Linked DNA regions of Homo sapiens: region 2 is linked to region 1. Evidence: chromatin loops called from intact Hi-C (ENCODE). Cell type or tissue: PC-9. All regions are shown on one strand. Region 1 overlaps HPSE2 (heparanase 2 (inactive)). Region 2 overlaps LOC124902489 (a long non-coding RNA gene).

Region 1 (2,500 bases):
ACAACAACAACAAAAACACCATATCTTAAGTATATGGTTCATTATGCTTTCAAAGCACTTTCATATTTCTTATTTCATTTCTTTGGTGCCTATATAACGTTCTTACAGATGCAAAAGCTACAGGGCAGTGAGGTTAGGGGATTTGCCAAAGCCATCTAGCTAGTTAGCAACTTGGCTCCTGGAATTCGAGATTTCAGTAGAGAATCTTCACCATGCTTCCTGGTTCTACTCTTAGCTTTTTAACCAACCAATAAAGAAACCAGAATAGGGCCTGTTCCAGGACAACTACTCCTTATTAGTATAGATTTTTAAAGGTTTGCTAATCACACGTTGTTTTGCACTCCCCAGAACCCAAAGATGTCAATACTGTGGGATCATCTGAATCTAAAAGGGCATTACCTAATTCTTCAGAAGAAAGGTTTGCACCTAATTCTGTATATGGGAGAAACCATTGAAGGTTTTCTAGCAGAGACCTGATATAAATTTGAGTATGCCTTAGAAAGATTAATCGGTATTATTGAACTCGTGTTTGACTGTGCTTATATCTGGGTGATAGATATTCATAGCACCTGAAACAAAATAATGAAAATACACTGTGAAGACCCATCTGGGCTTCTTTTGTAACTGAACCACTCTCCTCACCCTGCCTTCCACTCCAATGAGTAGGCTGTCTTCACTACAGAGGGTCACTTCTCATATTTGGAAGCAAAAGCTCCTTGCATATCTGATGCGGTCAACACTGACCTTCAGATCTCAATTCTCCCACCCCATGCCTTCCAGAGGCAGGCCTCGCTCTCCATATAGAAGCCTCCTACTCACTTATTCACTCAGTCATTCTAGCAAAGGGAGGGGGCCTGCTCCCTCTGGCCTATCAGATCTGGACCTAGCCCAAACTTACCCATGTGGGGCCAGGCCTGGATCTCTTCTCTGCCTAGCTCTCCATTGGGAGCAATTTACAACACACTTATCTCTGGGAATTCACTGCTCTATTGGGCATGGGTCTGATTATCTCTCTCTAAAGCAGTCTATCATTCATAGCACAGAAGGAACACTAAACAAAGACCTCTATATCAATTTATAACATTCTATTCTCTTTACAGCTCAGATGATGTCACGGCAATGTTATCACACTGGAGGTTGGGCAAGGCCCAGAAACAGTCATCACTATGCAATGTTGATTTTCTGAGGGTGACTCACAACCTTATTTCCAGCTGGTGGCCTGTTTCTGGCCTTTTCTGCTGACCCATAAAACTAAGCTTCCACCTGGGTGCATGGCTGTCAGGAACAGCTGGAACATTATCTGGATTCTGGTACCATAGGTCAAGGATAGGTGGCATTTCCCTCTATCCAGCATAAGATGAGCTGTTTCTCTTTTCTAAGTTTGCTATGTATGTAGTCCCCCTTCTCAGGGTGAAAGTGGCTGGCTATACAGAAAGGATAAAAGCAAGATAGATGAATTGTGATCACAAATGCCTACTTTATCACTTACTTTGCTGTTTTGCTAAATGGAAACATCTGTTAATATTAAATATGAAAACTCATTTTTTGTTTTTTTTAGGGACAGAGTTTCTCTGTCACCCAGGATGGAGTATAGTGGTGTAATCTTGGCTCACTGCAGCCTCAACCTCCCAGGCTCAAGTGATCTTCCCACTTCAAACTCCTGAGTAGCCACCATGCCAGGCTAATTTTGCTTTTATATTGTTTGTAGAAATGGGGTCTCGCTATGTTGCTCAGGCTAGTCTCAAACTCCTGGACTCAAGCGATCCTCCCTCTTCAGCCTCCCAAAATGCTGAGATTATAGGCATGAGCCACTGCACCCAGCCAAAACTCATTCTTAAATTAGAAAAAGTAGAGGTGTTACCTATGTCTCTGTCTCCCTTCCGTATAACCTTAGACAAGCAAGGTAATGTCAGTTATCTAATCTGTCAAGTAAATTAATGAGATATGAGTTAAATAGATTTCTGAAGTCATCTTAAGCCCATGTATCATTCCACAGGTAAAAACTCTTTAGGTGGAAAAGTCAAACTGAGCTGATATTGTGATTTTTAAAAAATAGGAATGAAACATTCCAGCTTCTGCATCACAGACTTTTCACTTGTCTAAATGTGTCTATGGAGGTAGACTACCTGGGTTCAAACCCTGGACCTCCAAGCTGTGTGACTTGGGACAAGTCACCTAGCCACTCTAGATAAAATGGGGATAATGATATTAATAGTTACTTACCTCAGGGGAGTGGGGGGGTTGTTGGGATGTTTGAATGAGTTATTAAAGTAAAGCACCTAGGTCAGAATCTAGGGCATAGCCAGTAACAATAAGTGTCAGCTGTGTGTGTGTATCAGACACTGCCAGGCCATCTGGGGCTAGGCTTTGTTGCAGTGGCTCCCTTATAATGCAATAATGAGTCCCATACTGTTTTTCCTCACTGTAGGTCAGTGCAACTGAATGGCCAGCCCTTAGTGATGGTGGACGACGGGACCCTCCCAGAATTGAAGCCCCGCCC
Region 2 (2,500 bases), 190 kb after region 1:
CTGAGTCCTGAAGGCTGCTGAGGAGGAAGTTTGCCAGCAGGCATGGGCACTGGGCACTCCACCAGGGTCACTACTGGGTTCAACCAGGTGCACCCTGGAGGCCACCGCTTTCTGCAGGAGATTCTGGCCTTCCCACTTGGGAGGAAAGTACAGACCCTGACTTAGGCAGGAAGGGAGGGTTGAGAAGCACCCCATGGGGAAGAGATTCATGTTAGCTCCTTTCCCTGGGAGGAGGCAGGGAGAGGTGATGCTTACACATCCAAGTCCCTGGGTACTGGCTGAGGGATCAGGGGAGCTGCGGTAACTCCAGACACCTGCATGGTGCTTCACGGCTTCCACAACATCGTAAAGTGTTATTCCTGACCACTCCACTTTCCCCCCTCTCTACCCAGTGTATCAGATCCACCTTCCAAGGCACTTCTGGGAAGGCTTCAACCCTCAGACTTCCCTGCCCAGCATCCACACAGCCCTGTGCTTTCGCCGTCATTGATCACTTGCTCCCATCTGCAGATAACAGCTGTGTGATGTTGGCCAAGTCACTTAACCCCTTTGTGTCCCAGTTTCATTGTGTAAACAGGAGATGATGAAAGCATTGTCCACCGGTTTTTCGACCCCAGCCAGCCATGATGATGATAATGGTGATGATGCCTTGTCCTGCTGGTTGATTGTGGCTCTGTCTCCCCCACCACTCTGCAAATTCCTTGAGGACAAGATAGGAAGCACCTCTGGCTTGTCTGTATCACCTTGGGGACCAGAAACTGGCACGCACCGCTAGGTCCATTTATTCAATCCGTGAGCACTTCTGGAGCACTTGCTATGTGTCAAGCTCTGTGACAGGATCTGGGTTTAGAGATAAATAAGAAGCTCGGGGGTGGGTGGGGGTGTCCAGAGTTAAGGCAGACACAGACCATTATATAAAGAGTATGGAGAGGGTCACAGGCGCTGGGCTGAGGCCGGGTGAACATAGCCAGGCAGGAGGGAAGAAGAGGGCTTTCTCAATCAAATGAAAGCTGATTGAGATGAATCCAGTGGTCCCATCTGACCCCTACAGCAATCACATTTAAGGATGAGGAGATGACAACTCAGCCGAGAAAATCCCACTGTTAGTACGCCATGGGCTGGGGCTGGGACCAGAGCCCCTCACTTCTCAGGGTTGGGGGCTCACAGCGCATGCCTTAGAGATCCCCACTTCCACTGCTTCCCAGCCTTGGCCTCTGCCCAGAGTTGTGCAAATTAAAGGACTTCCGGGCAACATCCATTCATTCCCTGGTCTCTATCCTCCGCCCGCCCCTGCGCTCCAGGGTATTTTTAGTTCTGGGCAGCCAGGCCTGGTGAGTGATTGGCAGCAGGCAGAGCCCACGTTTCCGAACCCTCTGTGTTGCTTCTGGCTCAGCATGAGAGGTGGCTGGGCCCTAGGAGAGGGCTTAGGCATACCTGGCACCCAAGCCCACAGCTGCCTCATTGTCCCTGGGGGAGGAGCTGGGCTGCTGCCACTGACCCGAGGCTGGGAGCATTCTTTCCTGCTGATTCATCATGGGGAATGTTTTGGGCCCAGCTGGGGTGGGGCAGGGGCACTGGGGGGACATCTTGGACACGGGCAGCCAGGAGTGGATGGCAGGTCCCTGGCAGCAGGGTCATTAAGACCTGGCTGTCACCCAGGATCGAAAAGGTCCATCTTGACATCCTAGCTCTATCACACTCTGCCTGTCCAGGCTTATTCTTACTTGCACATCTGCCTCCCCCACCAGACTGGGAAGGCCCCCTCCAGCGTCTAGCACTCCAGCACCCTGTCTAGCATGTAGGAGAAAATCAATAAAGGCTTGTGGGATGAATGAACCTTTGGAAGGACGTTTAGGCAAGGTGGGGGCAAGAGGGGGAACCAGGTTGGGCAGCTGTGGGCCTAGGGAGGAAACCGGGAGGCTGGAACCCTCTGCCCATTTTACAGATGGGGCCAGTGAGGCTAAGGGCAGGACCAGGTCTAGGGGAAAGAAACTGGGGGCTTGGACTGGGGTTCAGGCACCTAGGTGCTCAGTTCAGCTGATGGGACTCCTCTCTGTCAGCCATGTCCACATTTCTTTAATTCTACAGTCCCTGCTCCCTGCACTAACACCCTCCTCCCGTGAGTCTGACAAGGGCCAGGACTGCATCATTCAGCTCTGTGAAGGGGTTCTCCCATTCACTGTGTATTGCCTGGAGGAGCAAGTTATGTCGCCTGGGGCTCAGTGTTCCCAGCTGCACAATGGGCAGCGCAGAGTTTCACACGGAGGGCGGGGGGGGGGGGGGGGGCGGTATTCAGTAAACTCTGGGTGACTCGCCTGTTCCTGCAGGAGAGCACCGCTGCACCGCGCCACCTCGACCTCTCTGAACTGAGCCCCGGCCTCCCAGAAAGGGCGTCTACATTGTCCTAAGTGACCGAGCTCGTGAGATTCGGCCCCTGTGACAGCCGGGCGCTCCCGTGCGAAGGGTGCTGTGCCGGGGGCCCTGGCACCCACCAGGACTC

The links. A loop is a pair of places that touch in the nucleus more often than their neighbours do. Peaks named below come from ENCODE experiments on the same cell type or tissue, not always from the same donor. Only the 100,000 strongest peaks of a DNase experiment are listed, where the experiment ranks them.
Region 2: it touches region 1 in a loop (9-fold over the local background); 7 of 110 quality-filtered maps call a loop at or near these places.

What each region holds. Positions count from the first base shown.
Region 1 is chr10:98,459,668-98,462,167 of GRCh38, reverse strand. It overlaps HPSE2 (heparanase 2 (inactive)), which reads left to right. Exons shown (of 12, transcript NM_021828.5): 12 at 2,429-2,500. Among named protein-coding and RNA genes, the nearest start is that of HPS1, 14 kb to the right of the region's middle. In PC-9, no CTCF peak of the experiment used is centred here; a DNase peak (open chromatin) is centred at 1,177.
Region 2 is chr10:98,268,587-98,271,086 of GRCh38, reverse strand. LOC124902489 (a long non-coding RNA gene) reads right to left here. Exons shown (of 2, transcript XR_007062260.1): 1 at 1-2,500. Among named protein-coding and RNA genes, the nearest start is that of LOXL4, 1.6 kb to the right of the region's middle. In PC-9, no CTCF peak of the experiment used is centred here; a DNase peak (open chromatin) is centred at 1,496; H3K4me3 peaks cover 835 bases; H3K27ac peaks cover 1,728 bases.